Linked DNA regions of Homo sapiens: regions 2 and 3 are each linked to region 1. The links are chromatin contacts, found by Hi-C in ENCODE. All regions are on one chromosome and are shown on one strand. Each heading gives the region's core, a stretch centred on a gene start or an enhancer-like site at or near the end of the contact. The rest is flanking DNA. Distances are from core to core; before and after follow the strand shown. Region 1 holds the start of RBM25 (RNA binding motif protein 25). Region 2 holds the start of TMED10 (transmembrane p24 trafficking protein 10). Region 3 holds the start of MED6 (mediator complex subunit 6).

Region 1 (3,775 bases), core at 740-3,239:
TCACAGCTTTGATCCCAGCACTTTGGGAGGTCCAGGTGGGCGGATTACCTGAGGTCAGGAGTTGGAGATCAACCTGGCCAACATGGTGAAACCCCATCTCTACTAAAAATACAAAAGTTAGCCAGGTATGGTGACCCACGCCTATAATCCCAGCTACTGGGGAGGCTGAGGCACAAGAATCGCTTGAACTGGGAGGCAGAGATTGCAGTGAGCCAAGATCACGTCACTGCACTCTAGCCTGGGAAACAGAGACACCTCCTCAAAAAACAAAAACAAAACAAAACAAAAAAAGAAACTCATTTTATTTACAAACAATAAATAGCATTATAGAGTAGCACTATAAAAACTATAAATTTGAATAGCACTTTACTGAACAAAGTACAAACATACATAAGTTAATTTCGTCTCCCAAGTAACTGGGACTACAAGCACTCGTCATCACGCACGGCCAAAGGTATTATTAACTTTAGTTAATGGTAAGGAAACCTAGCAAGCAGAAGTATAGAAGGATGTAAATTTTGCAGATGGTAGTAATTAGTGCTACTTTCTCATTTGTGCTCCCACTAAATTTTGTGTTCTATTGGTACTCATCATATGTTAATCATTTCTTTTCTTTTCTTTTCTTTTTTTTTGAGACAATGTCTCACTTTGTTGCCCAGGCTGGAGTGCAGTGGTGCCATCTCGGCTCACTGCAACCTCCGCCTCCAGGGTTCAAGCGATTCTCCTGCCTCAGCCTCCCGAGTAGCTGGGATTACAGGCGCCTGCCACCACGCCTAGTTTATTTTTGTATTTTCAGTAGAGACGGGGTTTTGCCATGTTGGCCAGGGTGGCCTCGAACTCCTAACCTCAGGTGATCCACCCGCCTCGGCCTCCCAAAGTGCTGGGGTTACAGGCGTGAGCCACCGCGCCCGGCCGGTAATCATTTCTGTCACTCAACAAATATTTATTGAGCGCTTGCTATGTACCAGGACCTGTTCTTGCACAAAACAGGCAATCCATGCATTGCTTACATTCACATTCTAGTGGGGGTAGTGACGGACCATAAAATCAGCAAGAAAAATGTATGTTATGATAGATGGTTATGAGTGCTTTAGAGTAAAATTAAGTAGGGGAGGCAGGCAGGAAGTGTGTAGTATGTTTCAATTTTATATTAGGCTGGTCATGGTTTGTCATCTATTTCACCTGGCTCACAGTTCTTGCAGGACAGGAACAAATCTCACTTCCATTTGCCTTCATACTTCCAGCACTTAACACAGCACCAGGAACTCAGGGAGGCAATAACTTTATACTGAATCCGTTTTATGCCTTCCTAGAGGCAAGCAGTTGAGAAAGGCGTGTAACTAGATATTGCCTATAAGGTCCACAATTGGAATAACGTAATCATTTATGATTAATTTTATTCATTTCCATTAACTTAAGCTAAGTTCTTTTAGCACGTTTAGATTACAGAACGAAAGCTGTGTTAACTAGTATTACAGGACTTTTCACGTTTTTCCAAACATCTTCTAGCCACCTCTTTGGCCCTACAACTACGCATAAGCTTTTGCTTTTCAAAAAACCTCCACAGCCTTTGCCAATTATTTGTTGATCTCGAGTAGTTGTTATAACAGCACTTGGGGTTTAACACTAAGGTTGCAGATCGCGCCCAGTTATCAGTTCCTCGAACCTCAAGGAATCACAAAGCAAGGTTCCACCCCCCGAAAAACTACGAAAAGTGAGAAAGCCTCTAACACTCCTCGCGCCGTGCCCAGCCGGAACCTTGACCTCAAGATGGCGTCCCGTAGTCGTAAGATTCAGTCGGCTCCAATCAAACATGGTGGGTCATAATTTACAGTTCGGGCCTTTCTAGTAACCGCTAGACGCTGCTTCTCTATGGTTATTCGTCTCGGCTTGGTGAGTCAGAGCCAACAGCGGAGACGATCTATATACGTTCTTCTCTATGGTTCCGCGCTCCCCGCCCCCGGCCGCAGTGCACGCCGGGCAAGAGGAAGACCTCCATCAGCTCGCCGCGCAGCGCGGCTGTATTTGCGGCCTGTGCGAGTAGGCGCTTGGGCACTCAGTCTCCCTGGCGAGCGACGGGCAGAAATCTCGAACCAGTGGAGCGCACTCGTAACCTGGATCCCAGAAGGTCGCGAAGGCAGTACCGTTTCCTCAGCGGCGGGTGAGTTTGTGTCTCTGAACGCGTGTGGAAACCGGGAGACCGGGTGCCTCAGCTGGTGGAGGAGGAAAAGCCGGGGTGGCTGCGAAAGCGCCAGGGTGGGGTAGAGGTAAGGGGGAGCGCGGAGGCGGGGGTGGGGGAGGGGTCGGCACGAGGCTTGGTTTCTTCTCTTCTCTAAGGCCTGGAAAAGCTGTGGGCCCAGCCGTAGCTGGTGGAGGCCAGACCTACGGCTTGAGCTTTCCGTCTTGCATTGTCGCCCACTTTCCCTTTCCCTTCCACGTTCCGCCGCGGAGTGAATCGTCTCTGCCCCCCCTGGGCTCCACGTTAGATACAAAACGATCGATCTGCCCCAGGGGAGCCCTTCCCTGAGCCCCCTTACTTACCGGAGCCCCACAGTAGGTTTTCGGGCCTGGGACACTCTCGCCCCAGCCGTTGCCTTGAAGTTAGCCTCTACCCACCCTTTTTAGCGAGGTGCTGGCCACCAACGGATATCTTTCCCTTCCTCTTTGGCCATCTAGAGCCCGCCACCAAGTGAACTGGGCCCCACCCCCTTGGAATTGAGCTAATACCTACCTTTTTAGCAGTCTCCTGGCTTGCTTAAGATAGTCATGAATTTTGCCATCCTGCCTCTTTTGCGCATTGGAGGGTGCAGTAAACTGTATATCGCCATTCATTCTAGGCGATTACTAAGCTCCACATTAAAATGTTACTTTCTCATTTTTCTTTGGTCGTCAATCCTGCTTTTAAATACGGTTTTCCGGAATAGACGTAGGACTATGAAGATTTTTCGGAGGTTATGTAATATGGATTTGTATTGCCATGGAAATGCCATTTTGATACTGGGCAGAGTGGAGCCAAGAGAAGGGAAGAGATTGGACCTCTGTTGCACCCTACTGCTGTATTAGTGTGAAGTACTCTGTGTATTAGGCCGTGGGCAGTAATGTATAAATAATTTTTGTATAGTCTTTGGAGCTTTTAATTTTTTTAAAGGCTATTTCCAAAAACATTCAGAGGACTTGAAAGGGATTAAGTTGGTCATAAGTTACTCATGATTCAAGTGAATCTTATAGTATTCTAATTCATTTAACTTAAAGCCTTGGTTTTTCTTTTTCTTTTTTCTTTTAAGCTTTGGTTTTTGTTCCTCTGTAAAATGAATTTATAGTAGTATCTATACGTTATTGGGGTTGGGGATTGAGAAAAACGTATGTAAAATCCTTCGTGCAGTATCCAGGTAACACACATAAGCATTTAAATCTATATTGACATAATTTGTTATTTAAGGATTTTCAATGAAATGTAAGAGTCCAACCCTGACTCTGTAATTTTTTTTTTTGTTTTGTGTTGTTGTTTTTTTTAAGACGGAGTCTTGCTGTGTTGCCCAGGCTGGAGTGCGGTGGCGCGATCTTGGCCACTGCAACCTCCGCCTCCCAGGTTCAAGCGATTCGCCTGCCTCAGCCTCCTGAGTAGCTGGGACTACAGGCGCGCGCCACCACGCCCGGCTAATTTTTGTAGTTTTAATAGAGGCGAGGTTTCACTATGTTGGCCAGAATGGTCTCGATTTCCTGACCTCGTGATCCGCCCGCCTAGGCCCCAAAGCGCTGGGATTACAGGCGTGAG
Region 2 (3,383 bases), core at 98-2,597, 2.1 Mb after region 1:
TTGTCACCATCCAAGAGCATAGTTGGTATTTACATAAAAGAGCCAAGTCCAGATTCTGGCATACCAAAGAAAAAGGACTAGAGACTGAGACCATTTTGTAACCAATAATCGACTTTAATCAACTACAGAAATTACAAATTTAAAACAAGGAAGGAATAAGGTTGCAGCGCTTTTCCCTCAACATACTTAACTACCAAACTAAGTAAGAATCTATTCCATCGCAAGGACAGAAAACCAAACACCGCATGTTCTCACTCATAGGTGGGAATTGAACAATGAGAACACTTGGACACAGGGTGGGGAACATCACACACCGGGGCCTGTCGTGGGGTGGGGGGAGGTGGGAGGGATAGCATTAGGAGACATACCTAATGTAAATGACGAGTTAATGGGTGCAGCACACCAACACGGCACATGTATACATATGTAACAAACCTGAAAGTTGTGCGCATGTACCCTAGAACTTAAAGTATAATAATAATTTTGAAAAAAAAAAAAGAATCTATTCCATCTGTGACACTTACTAGTTTATCCTACCTCTGAGTCTCAGTTTCCTCATTTGTAAAATGGGGCTAACAGTACCTACCTACTTCATAGGGTAGTGCATGAACCAAATGGTAATATATGCAAAGTAGCACAGTAACTGACACAGCAGATGCTCAATAAATAACATTTTATTAATCACGGTTAGCTCTGTCTCCTTTACTTTCCTGCAGGTATCGCGGTATCTTATGATGCCAATCCGTATAAATATTCAACACCCCAACATTTATTTGGAGAACCAAATTACGGTTCAATGTATCTGAGACCAAAACTGGTATAGGACGTTGACAACCGCCCCAGCTCAGGTGTCACCACATCCGCCAAAGCCTCGCAGCCCTTCTTGGGGTTCCCAGGCGTTGGTGACCCGCCCCGCCCCGCGACAGGCAACCAGCGGGGTGAGGGGGCGGGCTCCACCGCACGTCCTTTGCGCTCCCGGGAGGCCAGAACAACTCCCAGGCCTCCGCCGGCCCGACTCCCCCGAACCCGAGCCTCCCCTCGCCTAAGCCTGCCGTCTTCCCTCCCGGCCCCACGTCGCCCAATGCCGCACCTTGAGGTGGCTGCGCAGGCCGCCAGCGCCCCCAGACTGGTCGGAGATCTCGTACGCGCCAGTCACTAGCAGGTCCTTGTGAATCTCCTCACGGAGGCACTTGCGAGAGTTAATGGGCAGATGGAAGGAGATGGCAAGGACCAATCTGGGGCCGAGCAGGAACAAAAGCAGCAACGCTAACGGAAAAGGGCCGCGCCGGGCTGGTGGGCCAGACAAACCAGACATGGTGCTGGAGACTCGTTCACCACCGAAGGCCTCAACCGCGCCGGAACCGGGGGGACCCACGTGACTCACCTCTGACCTTCTGATGCCGTCCGCGCCATTTTGGAGACTGGCATGTAGAGAAAGACTCTATAGCGAATCTTTTGAAAAGGGAAGAAAGGATAGGTACCATGTCAAAACCGCAAGTTTAAGCAGTTAAAGAAGCTTTAATAGAATACTATTGCAACAGTTTTATTTTTGTTGAAGTTAGTGACTACTGAGTCGGCCATGGCAAGTATGGGCAGCCCTGGAAGTAATTCTCCTTTAATTTCCGAAAGATGTACCCACGAGTTTAAAGGCGAGTGACACCATAGCAACCAAGCCCCAATAGGAAACAGCCACAAGGCCCTTCGCTGGGCCCGCCCACCGGCCGCCTAGGCGCGAGGGCGGGGAATGAGGCTGTGTCTCCGGGGATGGGGCGGTTTGCAGGCACTCCCAAGCGCCTTTGACACCTTGATGACACCTGGGGCACTGAGACACTAGAGAGGAAAATTTCGAGGAAAGATTTCAACTTGGCTATTAGACAGTGTGGACCTTAGAGAAGAAGTTTTAGGGGTCACCTGATGAATGTGTGCCGGGCAGACATCCGGTTCATGTCCCATAGCAGGGTATTTGGGCTGGAGTAATTGTCTGGCTAACTGAATGTACATGGTATTATTATTATTATTATTATTATTATTATTATTATTATTTTAGCAAACATTGAATGTGTTCTAAGCTATATTCAAAATAAATTTGAATTTGGTATTTAAATTGAATAAAACAACATGTTTTGGTCCAGTCTCAGATGAACATAATTAAGGGGTTAGCAGATAAGCGTTGTCAGGGAAAGTGCGTATGTGTGTGTTTTAAGTTCACAAACACTTTAGGGATCAAATTAACTATTAACATTTGCAAATAGACAAGCAAATTGACACGGTAATAATTCATGCATTCATTCAATGGAGTACCTACTGTGTGCCAGACATTATGCTATGCATGTATGTCAACACGTTTATTGATTTAACAAACTATTACTGGGATACTAGCAAATATTCAGAGCTGAAGAATATATTAAAATAAACGGCCAGGCGCGGTGGCTCACACCTGTAATCCCAGCACTTTGGGAGGCTGAGGCGGGTGGATCACGAGGTCAGGAGTTCAAGACCAGCCTGGCCAAGATGGTGAAACCCCGTCTCTACTAAAAATACAAAAAAATTAGCTGGGCTTGGTGGCGGGCGCCTGTAATCCCAGCCACTCAGGAGGCTGAGGCAGAGAATTGCTTGAACCCGGGAGATGGAGGTTGCAGTGAGCTGAGATGGCGCCACTGCACTCCAGCCTGGGCGACGGAGTGAGACTTGTCTCAGAAAAGAAAGAAGGAAAGAAAGAAAATGGAATTGCTCCTTGGCCTTTTGGCTAACATCAAGTGTAGAAAATAAACGTGGAAGACACAATAGCCCATGTTGGGAATCATTACCTACTTTGATTAACGTTTATTGAGCATCTTCAGAAATATCCAGAAGATGGACTGTCTGCCCTTAGTAATGTACATGATTGGTGTTTTTTTTTTTTAAACTTAGTCCATTTAGTTATTTTCCTAGAAATGAAATCCCACAGACAAAACAAGAACAAACAAAGGAGCTGTAAAGCATTTAAAATTTTGACAAATGCCATACAATAATTATTTTATGAGGTGTCCACTTAGGAGCATTTAGTTGGATTGTTGTATCACTGATCTAAGATAAGATTGGTAGTCCACACAGTACATCCTGATAATTTGCATTGGCCTTTTCCCTGCCAATGCAGGGAATCAGTATAAGCAGTTATCTAATTCATTGTCTACTTGCATTCCTGAGGCTCTGCTGACCAATAGCAAGAGATCTCAACCCATGAAAAAACTGTGTATGTGTTTCCTTTAAATTTCCATCTTACATTTACATAATAGATAATGCAATTTAAAATATTTTCACATATCATAATGATCTCCTCTGACATTTTCAAAAACCCTGTGAAATAGTCTGGACAATCTGTTCATTTTACAGATGAGGAAACC
Region 3 (3,631 bases), core at 336-2,835, 2.5 Mb before region 1:
AACACCACTAGGTGTAAATCATGAACATCAAAATGCCTATACAATACTGGTTGAAAAACTTCAATCTCTCTTATACTGTCATTACCTCAGGCATCTTCAAAGAAGTCAGACCTAATTCAAGGTGACAGGCAGTTTTGAGCCAAGTGACTCAACCGAGAAAAATTATATAAAGGTAAAATGTACTTTGTGTGCTATAAAATAAAGGAGGAGACAGATGAAGTGCGTTAATAACCAAATAATTAGTATAGACCATTTAGATAGTTCATCATAACTGGATCATGCAATAACCAAATACACAACAGGCCAGGAAATAACATTTTCAGAAATGGCCTCCTAACTGGTTTTCCTAATTCTACCCTTGCCCTCCTACACTGTTCCCAGCAGCCAATGTAGTCCTAAAAAAAAGTCAGATCACATCATTCCTCTGATGGAAACCCCTCCAATGGCTCTGCGTTTTACTCAGAGGAAAAGCCAAAGACCTTATCATAGCTTTCAACACCTTTCTGACTTCATCTCCTTCCCACATCCTCTCTCACTACCCTCCAGCCACACTGACCTCCTTGCTGTTCCTTTAACACACCAAACACACTCTTATTTTAGAGTCTTTGCCATGATCCTAACAATCTGAATTATAAGTAAAACATTTTATAAACTAAATATTTCTCTTTTTTATTCTGTAGCAAGGCAACATGTTGACATAGCCCAAGCATTCTAACAGCATTCTAACCATCAGCAAGTGATGAAATAAATAATGAAAGACACGTATGTAAAATCATGATCCAGAAGTGCTGCAGATCGCCAGATAAGTATAAATGAGAATATTTGTAATAAATGTGTTAGACCCCAATCCAGTTAATATTAAAAAAAGGCATCTCAAACATCTCCCTTTAAAAATCAAGTACTATATACACAAAAACAACTCTACATGCTCCCCAAGATCAAGCAGCAGTTAAGGGGTGACATCTCCATACATTTATTCACTGACTGATTCAATATTTGAGTACTTCTGCAGTTCAGCTGTGAAAAAAATACGACCCCTGCCCATAATAATTGCTGGACGTTCGATGTAAAGTATTATCGACTCAAAAAAAAAGAAAATATCTGGGATTCATGCTCAGGGACCCGTGTGGCGCGGTCTAAAGAATTAGGCAGCCACCATGCCAAGTCCCAAGAGATGAATCAAATCAAGTTGGCTTATTACCCCATTCCCTTCTCTGCCTAAACGCCATTCCTTCACTCCAATAGAATAGCCCTAATGTTGTTGCAGAGATACGTGTGTAGAACAAAACTCCAGCTCTGAAAGCTCAAAACCCAGAGCTTCTTCCAACCCCTTCTCTCCGACGCTTCCAAGAGACGCTCCAAGAACTCAGAAAAAAAAAAAAACTCGTCAACGTTTCGCTAGATCACAGCCTTGGGTTGTCCACAAAAACCACTCAAAAAAGCTTGAGACTTCACACAAAGGAACCTAAACCTTGAAACCGCGAGCTATAACATCCCAAACTGGTCCACAGACAATCAAGAGACAAAATATAGCAATACAGTATACCTCGGATATCCACCGCCGCCATAATTCCGAGAGCGTTTACAGGTTCTCTTTCCGGCGCAAAGTAAACGTAAGCCTAGGCCGCCGGAAGCAGCGGGTTGAAGAGAGTGCGCATGGGTGAGGAGGGACGTAGAGCGGAAGAGGGGGCGGGGCGGGCAGGAGAGAGGCAGGGGGTGGAGGTGCGGGTGGGAGGGGAGGAGACGCGAGGGGGCGGAAAGCGGGAGAGGCGCGGGAGGCGGGAAACGTGGGGTGGGGTGGGGTGGGGTGGGGTAGGGGAATGGGAGGGGACGGGACGCAGAAAGATTGGTGCAGGGGAGCAGGGAAAGACTAGAAGAGGGATGGGCCAAAGAAGGAGAACGGGAGGGCGGATTACTGGGAAAAAAATTAGAAGACTTAGAGGACAGAAAGACCGAGTGGAGTCCCGCCCCACGCCCACCACTGATGGAAGAATTCTGCCTTGATCGTCTGTGATCGTCAAGAAAACAAATTCTGATGCTGTAGAGTTGTGCTTGGGAGTGTCTCTTAATTTTAAAAGCTCCCCGGGTGTATCCACTGAGCTATCAGATTTAGGAACGATGGTCATTTATATTTTTCTCCCTGCCTCAGGTATTGGGATGGGACAGGACTTAAGAATTTGGGAGTCATTGGCTTTTATGTGACTAAATCCATTAAAAATCTAAACCAATTAAAGAAGCCTCTGAGAAAAATTTCACAACACAGGAAATGCTTCTGAAGTGAAATATTAATAAGATTAAGAGAAAGGGAATACCCCTGGGTCCCAGAGTAATGAGCAAATGTCTGCATTCCAAGTAGTCTGGAGTAGGTAGCAAGGCTCCAAAGAGGGAATGATTCTGTGTACGGGGAAGCTACAGAAAGCCTCAGATTCTCAAGCTTCAGTGTGGCTCTGTAAAAGCAAAACGATACAGAAATATGCAAACAACACACAGATACTAGGAAGAGGATGCCAAAATCTGAAGGAGGGATGAGGGCGGGTGCCTACATCTTCTCCAAAACTTAGGTACTGTGAAGACTCCCCAAGAATTTAACCACAACCCAGGAGCAAGAGGGGAAGACCAGAAATTTAATTGGGATTTTCAACCTCATAGACAAGGAATTAAAAATTTGTTAACTCCGTAGAATAAAAGTACGTTGCCTGTACATTTCAGTTTGGGAATTTTCTGCCTGAGATGGTATGTATAAAATAGGTGTCCCAACAGAAGTATGTGCATGCACAGAGTAAAGTTTTGAGAGAGAATTTTTCAGGAGGGCCTGGTTGGGAGCCTAGTGGGAGGACATTGCAAAAAGGAAGAGTATCGTGTCCAATAAAAAGTGTGATCCATAAAGCTTTTTGTTTTGTTTTTCTAGTTTTTTGTTTCCTTGTGTTTTGATTAGGCTAGAAGGAGATTAGGAAGAATAGTGACAGAATGCAGATCTGTAGATAATAAAACATATGGTATGCATGGTAAATAAGACCTGGAAGCTCAACCTTTATTTTGTAGGCAATGGGAGAAATGTGATCAAGCTTCCATTTTAGAAAGATAACTTGAGGAAGACAGGGCAAGGTGGCTCACGCCTGTAATCCCAGCACTTTGGGAGGCCAAGATGGGAGGATTGCTTGAGCCCAGGAGCTGGAGACCAGCCTGGTCAAGATAGCGAGATCCCATCTCTATTTCTTTTATATTAATTGTTTCAGTTAATAAAGAAATATAAATTAAAAAGTGTGGTAACAAAAACAAGAGAAGACAAGATAGGGAGGAAGCCACTTTGGGTAGGACAGTCAGGACAGGCCTCTCTGAGGAAGTGATACCTGAGATGAGACCTGGAAGATGAAAGCAAATCACTCATGTGAAGAGCTGGGGCACAAGCATATCAGACAGAGGGGACCATGGACCCTACAGTGGGAAAGGGGTTGGTCTGAGAACCACAGAAAGGCCAGTGTAAGCCGGGTTGTATGAGTGAAGGATGAATGATGGGAAAAGAGACTGGGAATGAAGGCAGGGGCCAGATGATAGAGAGCCTGGTCAATAATTTATTTTTTATTCAAAGAACATAGGAAGCTATTAAAAGATTTGAATGAGTAGAATGCCA

The links. A loop is a pair of places that touch in the nucleus more often than their neighbours do. Pooled maps may share reads with other maps.
Region 2: a loop to region 1 is called in a pooled map, with 16 times the contacts of the local background. The contact joins the promoter of TMED10 here to the promoter of RBM25 in region 1. A Hi-C loop is called at or near these places in 5 of 50 pooled maps.
Region 3: a loop to region 1 is called in a pooled map, with 13 times the contacts of the local background. The contact joins the promoter of MED6 here to the promoter of RBM25 in region 1. A Hi-C loop is called at or near these places in 5 of 50 pooled maps.

The regions. Positions count from the first base shown.
Region 1 is chr14:73,056,545-73,060,319 of GRCh38, forward strand. It overlaps RBM25 (RNA binding motif protein 25), which reads left to right and starts at 1,990. Exons shown (of 19, transcript NM_021239.3): 1 at 1,990-2,161. RBM25-AS1 (RBM25 antisense RNA 1) reads right to left here and starts at 2,909. Exons shown (of 2, transcript NR_184256.1): 1 at 2,732-2,909; 2 at 286-2,213. RefSeq lists enhancers at 1,267-2,231, 1,303-2,502, 1,555-2,094.
Region 2 is chr14:75,175,265-75,178,647 of GRCh38, forward strand. It overlaps TMED10 (transmembrane p24 trafficking protein 10), which reads right to left and starts at 1,348. Exons shown (of 5, transcript NM_006827.6): 1 at 1,091-1,348. The coding sequence starts at 1,315. RefSeq lists enhancers at 1,172-1,744, 1,259-1,498.
Region 3 is chr14:70,599,070-70,602,700 of GRCh38, forward strand. It overlaps MED6 (mediator complex subunit 6), which reads right to left and starts at 1,586. Exons shown (of 8, transcript NM_005466.4): 1 at 1,547-1,586. The coding sequence starts at 1,568. RefSeq lists an enhancer at 1,088-2,287.